Linked DNA regions of Homo sapiens: region 2 is linked to region 1. Evidence: chromatin loops called from intact Hi-C (ENCODE). Cell type or tissue: psoas muscle. All regions are shown on one strand. Links, peaks and the distances in the headings refer to the core of each region. The heading gives the core; the rest is flanking DNA.

Region 1 (11,184 bases), core at 3,502-8,501:
CAGAAATCGATTCCCTAGAAGACTGGAGTTCTCTTATAAGTTGGCACACCACGGTGTGTGTTAACAGGCAATAACACTAAAATGCACTAAAGACCATGTAATTTATTCCCAACATGCTGTTATTCTTTCCAAAACATTAGCTTTGGAGCAGAACGTTTGCTAAATGTTGTCTTTATTTCCAAAGCTTGGGGTAAAGATCATATGCAACCAATGACTGAGAGATAATTGGCCACTTTACAGTTTTAACCTCAAATGAACTCCCCCGTCTGAGTAAATTTCCTGGTAAAAGATCCCATTTTAATAGAATGTGAAAGCTGCAAGAAAGATGGAGCTTACAGATCACAGTATGGTCTGTTAGATAAATGACCAGGAGTAATATTTCTTAAAACCACATTTTGTAGACAGAGTTAACAGAAAACCCAGGAAAAAAATACCCAGTGGTTCAGCATTCTCGCTTAAATGAAAATAGCATGTGTGTTTTCAGCTCAAGTTGTGCCAGGGCTTGGAGGGAAATTGGCAAGGATTAAAACCAAGAGTCTTTTGGGGGTTGTTGGGTATTGTCATCCTGGACCTGACCTCACAGCTTTCTCTCTTGGAGGAGAAGGCAAAAAGTAGCTGTGCTAAAACTTTGCTCTAAGAGTTGCCACAGAGTCCAGAAAGTTCCTCTTCTTGCAGTTGGCTTATTTTCACTGAGCTGGCATTGAGCCAGAAGTCAAGTTATTATTTTGTTTAATAGCTGAAGAAATGACCATCTTGTGCTTTTTAACCTAAAGGTGGCCTTGACTGCAGATCCCTGGATGTGGGGAAGCACCTAAGAAGGTCAGTTCTTCCGGTAGAATGGGAGGGTGCTCCTGCTGTGCATTTAAAGTGAGGTCCTTGGTTTCCTCCTTTGGATTATCATCTTTGGTGAGGTTTGCCTTATGGAGAACTGATGACTGTGAGTTGTCATGTACAAAGTGGAAAAGTAGCTTTATTGTCTGAAGCTCAAATTTCACAGGCTTGCACTCCTTGGTTTAGAATTCAGATTCCTCAGTTTGAAAGAGAACAAGAAAATGTCGCACCTTTTAATCTATTTGGGCAGAAAGAAAATTTAAATCTAGTCAGAGAGGGTATCTGTCTACAAGAGCTCATCCCAAAGATTTCAATTAGTTATTCAAGAAACCATGGCTAAGAACACACTATGAGCCAGGAACTCTCCTGGGTCCTAGGGGTTACAGAGGAAAACTAACCATGACTCTACCTTGAAGGGCTCACAGTTTATTGGTGATTGGTCATAGGGGAGAGGGAGAGGGAGTAAGACCTAAGTTTGGTGAGTACCATGATACAGGTATGTACAGGATATGATGCAGCACAGCTTGGGGTGGGTCAGAAAGACTTTTCATGAGAAACGAATCCAAGGTTGGGTCTCAAAGTAAGAATAGAAGTTAGCCAGGCATCTGGAAGTTCACAGTTGCATGGGGGAGGCAGTTGGCTGAGATAGAGGGAAAAAGCACAGAAACGGAGATCGCATGATGTGATTCAGCATGTCTTGGGTGGGTAGGCATGTATTTTTTGAAAGATGAGGTCAGAGAAGTTGGCAGAGGCCAGATCAATAGCAGCCTTGGGTTTTAAACAAGACCACTTTCCTAGCTCCTCCTGGCTATTCCAACATGGCAACTGGTGCCCTGAGTTCTATCTCAGCATTTGTCACTGTGTGAGTATCACTCTTTTTTGCTCTAAGCAGATAGATCTTGCAGATCTGTAAAAAATTCTGGTTTTTCCACTTACTATGTATGTAATCTTGGACAAACTACTTAGCTATGTGGAGGCTCTGTTTTCTCTTCTGTAAAATGGGTCAAACAAAAAACAACTTCATAGGGTTATTGTGAGTATTACTAGGATCAAACAAGAACAATGACTGGCATGAGAAAAAAGTGGTCATGAAATATTTGTGGAATTAAATTGGGTACAGGAGTGAAAAGGAAATTCTTCTGTCTGGAAAATAGCCTTTAGCTTTCCAAACACCAGTAGCTGCCAAAGCAGTGTAGGACACCTGGAAAGAGGTAGAAAAGAGATCCGAACCATGAAGAAGAGTGACAGGAAGCCACAGACCCCAAAACTAGAAGATGGTAAGCCAGTGAAGCAGATCAAAGTGGGAGGGGTGCATCTTGTGCCAGAACAGCAAGGGCACGGTCAGAAGGGTGGCCAGGAGGGAGGAGGTGGCAGATGCTGGCTCACAGGGCACTTCAGGGAGTGAATGCATGGCAGCCTGTGGCTTCCTCTTTCCTGATGTTGTCCTGGTGTCCTACCAGGCTCTGGAAAGAAATCAAAAAAAAAAAAAAAAAAAAAAAAAAAGAAAAGGAAAGAAGAGAGGAAAAACGGGAAAAAGAAAACAGCGGCATTGTTGTTTAATAACAGCGACACCCCTTCATGATAGAAAACACATAACAAACTAGAAATAGAAGGGAACTTCCCCAACCTGCTAAAGGGTGTTTATGAACAAACCACAGCTAACATACTTAATTGTGAAAGGCTAAAAGCTTTCCCCCTAAGATCAGAAATAAGACCAAGGTGTCTGCTCTTAACACTCCTTTTCAAAATTGTGCTGGAGGCTTTAGCCAGGGTAATTAGGCAAGAAAAAGAAATAAAAGACATTAAGATTGGAAAGGAAAAAGCAAAACTATCTGAGGATACATAATTTTATATATAGAAAAACAATATTGAAAAAGAAGAACAAAATTGGAAGATTTGCAGTTCCTGATATAAAAATTTACTACAGGCCGGGTGCAGAGGCTCATGCCTGTAATCCTAGCAATTTGGGAGGCTGAGGTAGGAGAGTGGGAGGATCATTTTAGTTCAGGAGTTCAAGACCAGCCTAGGAAATATAGGGAATCCCAAATCCACAAAATAAATAAACAAAAAATTAGCCAACCATGGTAGTGTGCATCTGTTGTCCTGGCTACTTGGGAGGCTGAGGTGGTAGGATTGCTTGAGCCCAGAAGGTTGAGGCTGCAGTGAGCTGTGATCATTCCACTGCACTAACAGAGTGAGACCCTGCCTAAAAAAATAGCTTACTACAAATAACTTGCTACAAATCTACAGTAATCAAGATGGTGTTGTACTGGCATGAGGATTGATATATAAATCAATAGAATAGAATTGAGGATCCAGAAATAAACCCTCTCAATTACAATAAATTGATTTTCCATGAAGGAGTATCAAGAAAATTCAATGGGGGAAGAATAATCTTTTTCAACAAATGGTACTGAGACAACCGGATATCCATATGCAAAAGAATGAAATTAGATCACCTGCCACCGTATATAAAAATTAACTCAAAATAGATCAAAGACCTTAAATGTAGGAGCTAAAGCTATAAAATTCTTAGAAGAAAACATAGGGGCAAATTTTTTTATGGATTTGCCAATAATGTCTTAGATCTAGCACCAAAAGCATAAGCAAAAAAATAAACAAAATAGATAAATGTAACTTTATTAAAATTAATAACTTTTGTGCTTCAAAAGAAACCATAAAGAAAGTGACAAGACAATGCACAGAATGGGAGAAAATTTCTGCAAATCATATATCTGATAAGGGGCATTCCTGTTGCTATAACAAAATACTGAAGAGCAGGTAATTTATATAAGTAATAGAAATCTATTTCTCATAGTTCTGGAGGCTGGGACATTCAATATCAAGGCACTAGCAAATCTAGGGGCTGGTGAGAGCTGCTCTGGGCTTCCAAAATAGTGCCTTGTTATTAGGTCCTCACATGATAGAAGGGATGAAAGGGCCAAGGGGATGAATAGCTCCCTCGAACCTCTTTCATGAGGTCATTAATCTCATTCACGAGGATTCTACTCTCATAACTTAATCACCCCTAAAGGCCCTACATCTTAATACTATCACATTGGTGATTAGACTTTAACATATGAATTTTGAGGAAACACATTCAGGCTACAGCAGGGCTTGTATCTAAAATACATAAAGAAATGATACAACAAGAGACAAAAACTTAATTAAAAAATGGAAAATAATCTGAATAGACATTTCTCCAAAGAAGATATACAAATGGCCAATAAGTGCATACAGTATGTTCAACATAATTAGCAATCAGGGATGTGCAAACTAAAACTGCAGTGAGATGCCACTTCACACCCATTAGGATGGCTATAATGAAAAAGATGAATAATAACAAGTGTTGGCAAGGATATGAAGAAGTTGGAGTTCTCATACACTGCTAAAAGGAATGTTAGGCAGTGCAGCCACTTTGGAAAATACAAGGCAGTTTTTTAAAATGTTGAACACAGAGGTTTAATGTTCAAAAGGTTAACATTTGACTTTGAAATTCTACTCCTAAGTATAGATACAGAAGAAATAAAAACACAGGTCAACACACAAACTTGTACGTAAATGTCCATAGGAGCATTTTTCATAATAGGCAAATAATGGAAATAGTCCAAATTTCCAATGACTGATGATTGAATAAAACATAATATATCTGTACAATGAAATATTATTTGGCAATGAAGTACTGATACATGGTACAACATGGAGGAACTTTGAAAACATTATGTCAAATGAAAGAAGTCATTCACAAAGGATCATATATCATTTCATGTACGTGAAATGTTCAGGATAGGCAAATCCATACAAAGAGTAAATTAGCAGTTGCTTGGGATTAAGAAGAAATGGGAAGTGATGCTAATGGATATGGAGCTTCTTTTGGGGGTGATAAAATGTTCTAAAATTTATTGTAATGATGGTTGTACAACTCTGTTATTTACTAAAAACCATTAAATTGTACACATAAATTGGTTCATTGCATGGCATGTGAATTATATCTCAATAAAGCTGTCATAAAAACCAACAATACAAATAGCTATTGTTAATTTAGCACTTTCTAAATGCTAGGTACTGTGCTAAACTATGTAATCTTACCTAAGTCTCATAATAAATATGCCAGGAAACTTTTAGTTTTATTTACAAAGGGAAAACATGAGTTCAGAGATAAGGAAATTGCCCAAGGTCACAAAACTAGTAATTACCATACTAGTTAGGATTTTAACTCATTTTTGTCTCATTTTGAGTTTCAGGGTCTTACAAAATGCCATTAGATGGATCTTGTGAGCATCCTTGTGTACAAGGCTGGGGTGTTCACAATAGTGACCAACACGAAACAGTAGAAATTAGTGAAATCTCTGCCTCTGACTTTCTCACCCTGGAACTGGGGTGAGGTGTTGGCTCCCAGGCGCTGTGGATATGGGGTGGCAAGGAATCTATCCTCAGTGAACTGAATTAATTCCTTAATTCTCCCTCAGATATGTCACAGCTGTCATTCTGGAGGTGAGACTCTTGACCCTCCACCCCCAGCACCTGATTTTACAGATTATGTCTTGCGTTTGAAAGTGAGTCCTGTTACTGTTGGCTCTGTCTGCTTCCTAGTTCCAAGAAACAAAACGTGAGAAGGAAGGTGTTAAGCCCACAAAACAAAGACGTCAAATAGTTCTCACCAAGGAACATTTGGATGAGTTTTGGGAAAATGACTGTGAAGCAGATGGATTACATTTTCTGTTTGGGCTCAGTAATTAAGGGGAAAGGGGGACTCAAGCCAAATGTGCTGGGATTTTGTCAAATTCCAAATGTTGGAACACATTTCAGGATGTTTGACTGAGTTTGGCAGAATCAGTACCTTGACTGTGGCCTTCTCTTCTTGGACAAAAGATGACCGAAGAGCCTACAATAATCCAAACCTGAAAGAAGCCACAGGCATGGTTACCCTTTTGTGGGAAATGGCACAATGGTACCCTTTGTCAGTTGGAATATTTCAGTGGGGGGATTAAATATGCATATGGCTATTCTTGCAGGGTTTTTGAGAAAGAGGATAAAAATCAGCTCACATAACACAATTTAAGAATATACTCTTTCATTCTATTCCTCGTGATCCAGAGGCTAGAAGTAGAATTGCATCCTTCCATGACTATCCAAACCCCTTATTCTGTGCATCCTGAAGTATCCCCAGGAATTTTTGTGGCTGTACTTACTCTCATCCTTTGCTCTTTCCATTTGATTCTTTAGAATCAGAGCAGAACCAAGCGGGAAGCTCAGAATCAGAGAGACCTCATCAAGTTTTTGGCAAACCCAAACATTCTGCAATAGATTGAGTGGAAGGAAGAGGAAGGACATAAAGATAAAGACATGAGAAAAGAAGCTGAGTCTTTGTTGAAACACTGAAATGGGTGCAGGTATCATTTCTTATCTCATTGTTTTTTCTCATAAGCCCTGAATTAATTCATTTATTCACAGTATTTTCGCAGATGTGAAATTCACATATTATTCACAGATGTGTTCACTATCATCTATGTACTGGAAAGATAGCAGTGAATAAAATGGACAAAATTACCTGCCCTCTTGGAGCTCGCATTCTAATGAATAAAATGCCATTGTCACTTGGAGGATATGCTTATCAAAATTTTTAGAGGTCAGTTGCCTAGCTGGTCAAAGAGCAGTAGAATTTAAATTTTTCTCCTGTAAGTAGCTACAATGCTTTGTCAGAATTTTTACCCTAGTATTACAAATATTTATTCTATTTTGCTGATAAATTTAAAAATGGCCTTCAGTGTCATTCCAGATGGGATATGTTGTCTTACCATTGACAGAATATTCTACACCCAAAGTTAAAATTTCTAAGAAGAAAACACAATTAAGTTCATCCTTTAAAACATTTTTTTCAAATGACTAAAAAGTAGCGACTGGGAAGTGCTGATATTAAAATGGCAGCAAAGCTTCCGCCTCAGAGCTCTCCTTTCTTCTCCCTGTCTTCTCATCAGCAGATCTTTTTTTATTCACTGAAGAAGCAAAATTGGAAAGTAAATATATAAATTAGAAACTGGCAAGAGAAGTAAACAGCAGTCTTGGGTTTTCACTTCAAGGCAAAACGATGGCTCCTAGTGTCCCCTTCTGCATGTCAATCTTGTATATCAATTCCTTGTGATAGGAAATGTTATTTTCAGTGGACTGTAGTCCAGGCAATTGTCAAGAGAGCTCCTATGTGGCAACTGTTTTGGACATGTCCAGAGACACAACTTTTTCAACACTGCATCAGCCCCAGCCTGGCTTTCACTGCTTCTGTATCCCTAGCTGGTCACAGCTAGCTCTGCTGATGCTCCACAGCTTCAGGCACAGCTCCGCCTGAGCTATTCCTGATGGAGATGAATAGTGCTGCATAACTCCCTATTGCAGACTGGTTTCACATTAGGTCTACTGTCTAGACTTGAGACTTAATGGCCCCAGATGTCTGAGGGACTCCCACACTCCTTGCTGCCAATTAGATCTCAGATCTACTGGTGGTATTCATGACCATAGGGGACTAAGTTCGGGTGGTAGCTCCCTTCTTTTACCTTCTTCCCATACATTCACTCAGTCCATAGAATAGAACTGCAAACTTGATGTTCTCTTTTTAATCCAACCAATCAACTTGTCTAATGCACTAGTCCCAATTCTGGAGATCCTAGTTTCAGTGACCCAGTTACTGACCTGGGTCTTCTTGCTTACAAAGACCTCCGAGAGTGTACCCACCTGCCTGTTAAACTGGTTAATTTCCACCAATCTAAGTGTAGGTGCCACTAACTAGATGCAAATTTTTGGTATAGCCATTTCTAAAATGAAGATGGAAACAGGTACAGCCCCAAAGACAGTAGGCATGACCTGACCTCCTGTACCTTTAGAGTTATTCCTTGTTCCATCTCAGTGCATGTCTCAAATTAATTAGTGCATGTCTCAAATTAATTCCTGCTCCATTTTACAGCTTGCCTGATAATACTATAGGCAACAATGCAAAGTATCTAACATCAAAGTCTCAAACAATGATAAATTGTAATTGGAACTACTTCATGGTGGGAGAGAAGCTTTTGTTATCAACATTTATTAGGCCTGCTGGACCTTTAGTAGGTCACTCGGTCCCTGAACACAGAGATAAGTGGACCTGGGTTTCATATTTAGTCTCCTTGCAGAACAAATTTAGCCTTGGAGAAGACCAAGGCTTTGGGCCCAGGAATGGCCTGGAAGTTCTCTGGGACTAATTCAAAGCCTCACTAAACTCCCTCTTGGAACATCTTAGGATCCATAGCCACAGATTCCTTGGTACACCCAAAGCACGGTATAGACTTTATAACACTGCCAGTCCTTTTTAATGTTTCAATCTTTTTCTTTCATCTTTATTCTAATGGTGCCTTGAGAAAAAACAGCATTGAGTATACAAATGAATTTGGGAGTAAGAGAGAGGGATCTGGGAGAAAAAATAAAAGTGAAGTTCAAATAAACTTGTTTGGGGAACTAAATGGCTCTTACGTTAAGAAGAGTGGGCTCATCCCCACCAGGTGCACAAATTTTTTTAATGTCTTTTCTTGTTTAAGAAAAAAAGTAATTTGTCCAAATTAATGACCCTTTGTCCAATATGGAGAGTATTAGATACTTGATCTTTTCTTCTATGTCGAGGGCATGGCTGAAGTCTTTTAATCCGAGCTCTGAGAGCCCAGTGAGAAGTTAGTTGTTTGTAGCTTGAGACATGGACCATTCTTTTCCCTTTAAAATTTTGTGAGTCTCTAAGTCAACTTCAAAATAAGGATTGAGAAAAACTCAAGGCTGTCTCAGTTTTGTGTTGAGTGAATGCTTGCTTGAAATAGAGAAGCAAAAGAAAAACAAAGGTAAAATGTTTTGATCATTCACCAAATTAAGCGTTAGATGTTACTGCCATCTAGTGATGATTTAACACCTGGCTGCCAGGGGAAGGTAGAGTCATCTTTTTGCTACATAGGCATCGCCTTAGGGCCTATCACAGACTTGCAGGTTTGGGAAAAAGGTGACATCTGAGTAAACTTCCAAATTACCAGAGGATGGTACTATGGTGAAAAGGTCCCACAACTGTGAGAAAAATGCATGTATTCGTATTAAATCCTAAGCCTCTCTGCCCATAATATTTCTTTAAAAAAATCTTCCTTGCAACAATGAAAACAGGTTTCTCTTAACTCCATGACTCCAGGATCCTTAACGCATATTTAAACATTCACAGGCAAGTTATATGCCACCTCTCCATTGCATCTGCCTCCAAACCCTGTCTCTACACATCACTTAATAGAGCTCCAATCCCATTCCTCCTCATTCTGACTGCGCTAATTCCAATCCCATTTCTCCTCATTTTCACTGCACTCATGTGGTCACTGGAGGTGGGGAAGAGGAAGAAGCAAAGAAGATGATACTGTGCTTACCTTGTGTAGATGCTTTACAATCATAGTTGCCCTCACTATCATCCCAGAAATCGGCATCATTCCAGTGTGAAAGATGAGAAAATCAAGAATCAGAAAAATTAGGTAATTGGCCAGAGATCACACAGTTAAGTGTAAGTAGCAAAGCTGGAATTTGAACCCAGTGTACCTGGTCTCATCATCTGAGGAGTTTTTTTGTGGCTTGGTAAGCACAGTGGTAGGATGTTGGAGAGGAACACTGAATGTGGAACAGTGGGAAATGTTCTCTGCTCATCAAAGGGCAGAGTTCAAGAACATCCTCATGTGGCCTCCTCTGGAGCAGGTACAGAAAAGCTGGGAAGGTACAGAAGTACTTGAGTGTAAAGGCTTAGCAGGTTTTGGACGCACAAGCAAATCCATATCTAGAGCAGGGTTGCCAGAAACAGATGGTAACTCTAGGGTGCTAATTTCATCCCCTTCCCTCATCTGAAGAAACGCCATGCTTCATGAGAGTATCCATCTCCGAAGGATTAAAAAGATAAGAAAAAAAAAAAAAAGAAGGTGATCTGATCTAAGCCTGGCACCAGCAGTCCCCTTAGGTATATGGAGGAAAGAACACTGAAGTTGGTGAAAAGGATATAGTTCGGGATTTCTGTTGCCTTGGGATTTGGGCTACAGCCATAACGCTAAAGACATGAGGCAAAGCGTATTTAGTTTTCTTCATTGGCATCAAAGAACCTTCCCAGATGCCTTTGCAGTTAGATGGCTCATGAAATCTTGGCCAAGTTCCGGCCAATGGAAACGATGTAAGCCTGTCTAGGTTTGGGCTCTGAGACATCCTACGTGATCCTTCACATGCTCTTTCTTCTTTCCCCTGAGGGCTACATGTGGAGTATTCATAGGGTAATTCTGAATCCAATTTGGAGCCTTGAAAAATTACTTGGTGCAAACACTCTTCTCTCTCCAACACACACCAGCCCCTCATTGGACTGGGTTGTGAATAAGAAAAATGCCACTAAGATTTTTTGTTTGTTGTTTATTATAGCATTTCATGTAATTTAACCTGTTAATATACAACAACAGATACAAAAGATACCTACTGTGGTAAACAGCCAAAAAAAAAAAAAAAATGGCCAGAATTCTTTATTGCTCCTTGTATCCAAGCTCGTTGCAATTTGACTTTGCACTTTGTCTCACTAGGGAGGCAAAGTCTATTTCCCTGCACTTTGAGTCTGAGCTAACCTGTGACTTCTTTCATGCAAGTAGTAGCCGTGTGCCACTTAGGAGTCTAGGTCTCCAGAGGCTTTGCATGCTTCTGCCACTCATTTAGAATCCTGCTCAGCCCCAGTGACAACAAGCCTTGACCTGCTGGATAAGGAGGGACATGAGGTCAAGACACCCCAGCCAACCACCAGCTAATGCCATCCTAGTTCAATGTTCAGCCAGCCTCCTGCCACTGACCACAGCTGACCACTGAAGCATAAGTAAGCTCAGCTAAATTCAGTTAAGCCTGGCCCACAGAAACAAGAATGCTCAGCTGATGGCATGGTGTGTTTTAATACTTATTATTTACGCTACTGGATTTTGGGGAAGCTTGTTACACAGCGTTAGCTGAAACACCTATATTTTAAAAAGACCTACTGCTCATAACCCAGCAGGACTTACTAAGAGGCTAGCAGAACTTGTTTTGTTGTTATCAACCTACCACAGTCTCCAAAATTGGAACATTCCCCGTTAGAGGAGACATCACTGGGATCAGGGGTTAGAGGGGTTAGAGCATCCCATGTTCCTGGTAAGAACTTACTCCATTCTGCCTCTCTGGGAAAAGATTACAGGTGTTTTCTTTTTTCAGTGAAAGTCCAGGCTAATTAAGGGAAGCGCTGAGAAAACCACTTGTAGAAATCGGTGGGAGTCAGAGAGAGGACCTGCAGGAATTGGGGCTTAGCTTATCCCTCCCTGACGA
Region 2 (7,919 bases), core at 1-5,000, 99 kb before region 1:
TGATGGGCTCTTCAGTCATTTTTACAACAGTGCTTCTAAGCTGGGTTTACAGACTAGATCTGGACAGTCTCACCAGGGTGAAAGCTGTGAAGATAACAGGAGATGTCAGCTACATGTATCAGAATGTACACCCTGTAAGCAGAAATGAAAAGCTGGGGAGGCACCTCCTTTCTAGGAGGCACAGATCCATGTGAAAAGCAACTTTACTCTTTTTTTGAATTGGTTGCATTCTCTTTGCATTTAGGCAAAAAATAAGATGAAGCAGATGCATATGAAGGGAAGACAGAAAAAGCAGGAAGCACTTACAGTGTTTAATATACCCTGGCGGTCTACAAAAGTTTTACAAGCTTTTCTGCTTTGTCTATTGCTTCTCCTTCCTCTGAATACACAGAAATGCCTGAATCCTAATCCAAAGATGGTCTCATTCAAGAGGAGAATACATTACAAACAATATTTCGTACCATTAATCCCAGAACTTACAGCAACTCAGACTCCGCCAATCTTGCTGGGCATAACATGCATTCTTTGCAAACTATCACCCATTGGCTGCCCACAAAATCAATGTCAAGGCAAGTGGCCAGCAACAAATGATGTTCTTCTCCATTGAATGACAGCCAACAAATCTTTATTGTGTTACTATTAAACACAGTGCAACCTGCTCCCTGGGATCTTTTTATTACCCACTTTAGGTGGACAGTTCAGCAAAAAATTCATTGAAAATGAGGTGGGGATTTGTGGTCTGAAGTGTAACAATATCTTCCAATCTGCTATAAAAGAGAAAAAATAAGAAAAAAAAATTCAACCCCTTCATAGGATATAATTTTGTGCTTTCTCTTGGCAAAATAAAATCAATTATTTGAGTAATTAGCTGTCAATTCACAAATTTTCTATTAAGCTCAACACAAAATTTCGATATTATGTATACTACAACATGCAGAAACAAATAAGCATGCTAGGTTTTCAGGAAACTTTCACAACCTTCATTTTCCTCCATGCCTTTGTGTATAAAACTTGCTGCAATGACCCTTTCTAAGTATTTCGTACCTGAACATTTCAGGACAAAGCTTGAGACTTTTGATCAAAAGTATCTGGTTGAAATGCTGTCTATGAGAAATCAGTGAAAACTTGTCTGCTGCTCAGACATGGTTGAGTCACTGTCTTCCATTCTCAAAAAGCTGTCTAGCTGCTACACAGTTGAGCAGTTGTAGTTACCGAACAAGTTTAAAGAAAGATACTTGAGACCATTTCAATGAGATTCATACTTTAAATATATTAAGCATCCACTGAAAACAAATTCAACTCCAAATCAAACCTCACTGGTTCTTCCCTGCTCTGGAAAGTCAAAATATCACTCCCTGAGCAATGAAACTAAATCTTAGAGCTGCCTACTCACATGTCATTTTTAATCACCAAACTAATTAATCACTGTTGTCCAATGACACCCTAACTTCTGGTGAGGCCAGTTAAAAGATATTTGAGATTATGTCTGAAAAAAATAACTTCACCCCAAAGCTGAGATTGAGCTAACCTGAAAATCAAGATCTGTCCCCAAATTACTTACACTCACCTCGGAGAGAGGCAATCCATTACCAGAGTAACCACTTGACTTGGAAGACAAGAAACAGCAACGCCTGAGCCTCTTCGTCCAACTTCTGGGAAAGAGCCTCTAACAGCAAGGCTGTCAATAAAACAATAGGTTAGGGATCTCTTCTGGGGAAAGGAAAAGATGTAAAAATACTTTACTATAGGGTCTGCTCTGGTTTGGGATCCTGGAGTTCCTGCTTCTTTCAGGCTACCTCTGTTCCTAAATGACGCTTGTCTTTCCCTCCCTCTCTCTTTTTATTCCCTCCCCCTCGGGTTTGCCCCTCCCTAACATTTTTTTTTTTCCTTCGTTCTTTTCCTTGCCAGCAGATTCTGAGTTTTGGCTTCCCCCAGCTTTGCTCAGTGACATGATGAGTCCGAATCATTTCTACAGATTCCCCAGAGACAGGAGCCAGCTTTTACTTTTTCTCTTGCAGCATTTACTAAGCGGACTGCTTTGTGAATTTGAATGACTCATTTTTTCCCCCGCCGACCTCCAGATCTTCCTCCCGTCCATCAGGCATTTTTATAAGAAAATCCCAGAGTCAGCGTTGCAGACCCGGCTGAGGGGACAGAGCCGAGGGGACAGATACTCTAGGGTGGCAGAAACAGCTGTGAAGTCATCAGGCAGCTGAATTCAGTCTCTAAGCCAGCAAAAATCCATGTTCCTAGGTTTTCCATTATTCTTTATATGTGCGTGATAGTCATCTGAAGCTTAAAACCCCACTTGTTGAGTGTTAATTCATTTAGGAATGAGGGTGGGAGGCACAAATGTTTGTGGTTAAGGGGGAAAGCCAGTTATATTGATTTAAACATGATTGTTTACTGCTTTTGCAAGGAGGTAACTTTAGCAGCACCAAGATTATCATCATCATGATAATTGCTACCATTTATAGAGCACCTACTGTGGACATGGCACAATATTAAGAAATGTCACATATTAATGTTAATTCTCACTAGTTCATAAATGAGGAAACAGGCTCAGAGAGGTTAAGTAATTTAACAAAGATCACCCAGTAACAGAGACACCCTTGGTTTGAACCCTAATCTTTAATGGATATATATATCATTTGGGGAGATTGTTAAATTTAGATTCTGATTCAGTAAGTCTGTAACAAGCTCCCTACCTATGTTGAGACCTCTGTTCCTTGGCCCACTTTAAGGATCAAGGTATTTTAAACATTCAAACATATACAACTTGACACATCATACTTAAACAATAAAGTTAAACATCTATTTCCCACCCCATAAACCTGTAAGTGACTTTATAGGTTTATGCTTTCTTACAGACAAACTGTGAAATTTTTAAAACCTTGAAACATATAAAGCCCAAGATTGTCTTTTTGAGGAGAAAAGATAATACTGGGAGCTCATCCTACACTCTGTAGTTAAAAGTTTACATCCTCCATTTTTTCATCTGCACAAGTGTTAATAACCTCTTCTAATTAATACTGTGAACCACAAATCCAAATTAACTCTTGGAAGAGATTTGTTTTCCATCTTTCTCTCAAATTGTTAGATTTCTCTAATAGCTGGCAAAGGGCTTGGATGTTCTCAAACATCTCGCCTCTCCTCTACCACAGCACACTCTCTCCAGCCTTGCCTTGTAGCAATACCCTGATGACTTGTCACAAAAAGAGAGGGACCAGAAGTTGTTTATTCTGGAATGAAAGCCAGAGAGAGGGTTATGTCCTTATAAAAAATAAAGTTGAAAAGTCCCTGAGGTTGGGGGAGTCATGGCAAGTACCTGGAGGCCTTGGTCACCATGATCCTCACACTTTAAAAATGTCAGACCTAAAGAGACAGCTTTCATATCTGAGGAGTACCGTCACTTGGTGTTGAGGGTCAGGAATACTTAGAACCAGGGCATTTCAGAACTTGCCAAAGTTGCCCCCGGAAGATGGTAAGATGGGGGCCGCTGGCTACGTACAATGGAGGTTCTTGAGAAGCTCCTTAACAGAGCTGTCTTCTCACCTGCAAACTCTGGCCCTTGAGGGCAATTCCCCTCTATTTTCTAGTACCACTTTGCCTGCAAGATAGCCCAATAACTGCACTGAAGCTCTGAATATCACCTTATTCTGTTGAAAAGCATGCTTTCCTGTTACCAAAGCTAAAGGTGCAAACATTGAACGTCTAGAGAGAGGACAATGGCAGCTTTTTTCATAGTAAGCCCTTGACTGAGTCTATAATGAGGCGCAGTGAGTGTGTCTGTGTCCTAGGAGCACAAATCTGTCATCACTTCCAATACCAAAGCTTTCTTCAACCTTGTCAGGCTCAGGTGCCTCATTCACACCAATGCTCCTCCACAGGGTGTGTGCACCTGCCTTGATACACAGGTACACATCTCTAGACTCTGAGTAGACAACCAATGATTTGTATTTTAAATTCAAAGAGGTAGAAAGTTTTGGTATAAAGCAGACATTGTATCAGAAGAATAGAAGCCTGTCATCCTAACCACTGACACATGCAGCTTTAACTGACTTTACCTCTTCAAATTGAAATTCAAAGAGAATTCCTAGTGATCTATGCCTGTTGTTTCTGAATGTTTATTCCTCCTTCCACTCTGTGTCTACAAAGTATTAAACACCCCTGGGCATCCTTTGGGGACACCTGCCCCCAAATGCAAAATTTCATCCACAATGCAACCAGCCTTATTTCTGCGAGCCCTCTATTTTCACAAAGAAGAGGAAATCTCTCTAGTTCTTTCTAAAGCACATGGCTTTAGGAGACTCCTTTAAGTTTGGAGAACTTTTCTCAAAGCCTCCAATGCATGAATTATATCTATGCCCCTAACCCCCATAGACATTCAACATTTCCTTCCCAGATCTTTCAAAAAGCAAAGCAAAGATCCTTACCTTTCCCAGCCAGAGTTAGACTGAGACAGCTGCCTGCCCTGCCAAGAGCAACCCAGACAGGGGGATGCAAATCACCACATTAGGGACCGTAAACAAAGTACTCAGCAAGGCTTAAACACAATTAAGGGACCGGAGACAATTTGGCAAGAGGAAATCCCTTAAATGCTGCTGGATTTTACTCTGTTGTCCTCCATGAAAATGTAACCCATATATATGTGTGTGTGTGTGTGTGTGTGTGTGTGTGTGTGTGTGTGTGTGTGTGTATACAGACAGAGACAGAGAGAAAGGGCATCAAGTTTGAGAAGAATATCTTCCTTCACTTTTCTCTTTTTATATCTTTATTCAGGCACTAATTTGCAAGGTTTTTCCTATCCAAAGCCCCCATTCTGATGCTCTCCCTCTGTGAATCAGAACCTGCAGAAAAGAATTCGTAATCTTTGCTCTACATTTCTAAGGGAGTATGGGGTTGGAAAGTGTGTATGTAGGGGAATGGGACCATAAACCATCCTCTTTCCCAATAACATGCAGGTAATAAAAGGAGTACAAGGAAGATTAGGATTAGTGGTGAGAATGGCATTTGGTGCCTGAGTGGACCCTCTCCCTAATGTCAGAGGAGTGGTCCTATTGGTGCTCTTCATTGGAGGATGTCAAGGCACCATAGAAATTATGTTATACTGAAAAATCACACCTCCGAGGTGACCTTCCACCAAAGGCATTGTAAACGGCAGAGCTGGGAACATTTGCTGTTCCAGAGAGAATGCCCCAAATTGCAAAAATCTCATTTTTTTTTCTTTAGAAACAAAATGAAAGACAAAGTTACTTAGGGGAGAGGGGTCTGGGAGTGGAGGAGGGCAGGGAGCATGGTGTGTACTATGACAAAGAGGTCATTTTGCCCATTTCCCTAAAGTGGAAGCCAAAGATTCAGGCTCTAAGGTTGCAAAAGGGGATGTTTTGATTTTCCTATTGAGTTTGTGCTGTTGAAGACCTGGCAATTTCTCCTCTGGGAACACATGAAGTTCGCATTTTGTGAAGCATGCCCCCATGTGCATTTGATTACTCGCCTGTCTTTATTTCCAATTTGCTTTTGCTTGGTGTGTTTGAGCTGGCTAATTTCCAGCAGCCTTGAGGATGCCAGTTCCTCTTGGCCTTCTGTCCAATCACCACATGCCTTTGATCTCAGTCATCACCCAGTCCAATTGGATGCAGGGAGATTTGGGAAGCTGGCCAGGTTTTCTCCTCTCTAATGCTTCTTTTAAGGGTGTGCCTGCATTTATGTTCTGAAATCATGGACATTTTGGAAAGTGATCTGTGCTTCTGTGTTCATTTTGGATAGCAGGTCATGTTATTATTCCTCCTTTTCTTTTTTTCTCCTCCAAAACACTTTTCTTTGAGGTCTAGGACATTAAATAGAGAGATCTGATAGTACCAAGAGGAACAATGAATGTGCCTTAGATATAAATCTGTATTTTACTAATTGGTGGTCAATTTCTAGGTATGGGAATCTCATAAGATCCATTTGAATATAGAAAGGGAAACATACATCTTTTAGATTCACATTACAATCCCCATTCTCTTACCCCATTTTGTTCTGAGTAACTATGAAAGGTCACATAAACATAAAAAAATAGAGCTGAGTAAATAATCTCTCACTTCAACAAGAACTAATTACCATTCTGGCCTCAGATGAGAAGAATTGATTTTCTTGTCTCAAAATCAGAATATACACCGAAACTCCTGCCATCCTGATACAACCCCATACATTTTGCATCGCATTTTATGTTTATGTACGTTATTCTTTGGAGGCCAAAGATGAGGAAGCCCGAAGTTCGAGAGTTACCTCAAAATGGGCTGACACTTTCTTTCCTAAGACAAATGCACACTCCTAGGGTCAGCCTCCCTTAGTGAGTGAGCTAAGGCTCACATATTCTGGGGCTTGCAGGAAACACACCATACTTGTTTTTTTTTCAGGGAGGAGAAGGGAAGGGATCACAATGACCTCACCCCTTTGCCACTCCTCCCTATACCTGATAGCATGGAGCCCTTTGGTGCTCGTTTACAGGAGAAATCTCCCCCTAGTCTCAGGTGCCAAATATCACTTGTCTTGGTCATAAAATTATGTACATAAACATTGTGTGGCACCCAGTCGACTCCTAATCGCTGTACAATTTCTAGGCTTTGACACCAATCTGATACTGGAAATTGGAAATCACCTCGCAACATGTAAAGTGTCCTAAAAACGGATAATCAATGGTATCTCTGTAAGGGTCAGTTAGCTTTTCCCCATTCCATAGTCACAGAGCAGAATATACTTACCGACCAGATTAGCCTTGTCTCAGTTAGGTAGCACTGGCCTTAAAATGACTGGCTCAGGATGGGCTCATCAGTGCTGGCCTCCTCCAGATAATTGAAAGCACAGTTTAAACCATAGGTTTTAAGTTGCAGGCTTGGTAAGAGGAGCATGGAGGATATTTTTCACAAGTCACTTTTTAATTTTGCTGAGAAAGAAATGGGGAGGGAAAAAAAGAAATGGAGGTTCAGAGACTGGCCCTGTTTCTGGGTTTAACTCCAGAACCTGGGCTCCTTCCTTCTGAACTGACGCACACAATGTGCTCAGTTTGAAGAGGAAAGGGACACATTAACACAAGCATCTAACATGTACTACCCATAACACAGTCATCTCTCAGGTATTTGTATTTTATTTAAAGTGGCAGAGCCAGGTTTCAAATCTAGGTACCTCTTTCTTCTTCTATGTTGTGTTGTGAGGAATTCATTTTTAAAATTATATTATGTACATTTTCCTAAGTTTAGCTTAAGTCTCATTTTCTTGGGTTCAGGGTGATATCCTCTAACTAGATTTAGTTTGGGAAAAGTGCTCTGAAAAGGGGTGCCTACTGCTTCTAGAATGATTAAGCCATGTATTTTGCCTTGTATACATCTGAGCATTAAAATAGAGCTGCATTACTAAGCAGATTTGGGTAGGTTTGAGGCCGGGACAGACATAGGCCTGGTACCTGCGGAATCCGTGGAAGATGCCATAGCAGTCAGGCCACTTCAAAAGTCACCCAGGCCATTCCTCTGCCTTCAGAAGCATTTTAGTTCCTGTGCTCCTTTGGGTGCCAGGAACTTGCTAAATGCTCTAGCTGAGCAGATGCAAAACAGTGGGCAAAGCATGGTCTCTGCTTTCATGGAGTTTACCATCCAGAACAGGAAAGTCACAGGGACACCAACGTGGGTAATCCTTTTCTTGAAGGAATAACAAACGGCTGTGGAAGGCCCAGGGAAGATGAAATCAATTCAGGCCCAGGGGTGTGTGTGTGTAGGGGGTAGGGGGTGGTGGAGGTTGGAATCTTCATGGCACACAGGCATTTAACATTATAAATAGAAAAGGAAAGAACATGATTCTAGGTGGAAGAAACAGCCTGTATTCAAGCATAGCTTTGAAAAGTGCAAGTCTTCTACAAAGAGCACTGAGTAGCCTGTTTG

Evidence for each region. Peaks named below come from ENCODE experiments on the same cell type or tissue, not always from the same donor. Only the 100,000 strongest peaks of a DNase experiment are listed, where the experiment ranks them.
Region 2: a loop joins it to region 1, with 9 times the contacts of the local background. A loop is called at or near these places in 6 of 110 quality-filtered maps.

The regions. Positions count from the first base shown.
Region 1 is chr17:55,816,704-55,827,887 of GRCh38, forward strand. It overlaps a transcript of PCTP not described here. Among named protein-coding and RNA genes, the nearest start is that of PCTP, 71 kb to the left of the region's middle. In psoas muscle, for the core only: no CTCF peak of the experiment used is centred there; no DNase peak of the experiment used is centred there.
Region 2 is chr17:55,721,052-55,728,970 of GRCh38, forward strand. TMEM100 (transmembrane protein 100) reads right to left here and starts at 1,813. Exons shown (of 2, transcript NM_018286.3): 1 at 1,568-1,813; 2 at 1-84. The coding sequence starts at 19. In psoas muscle, for the core only: no CTCF peak of the experiment used is centred there; no DNase peak of the experiment used is centred there; H3K4me3 peaks cover 4,160 bases; H3K27ac peaks cover 1,658 bases.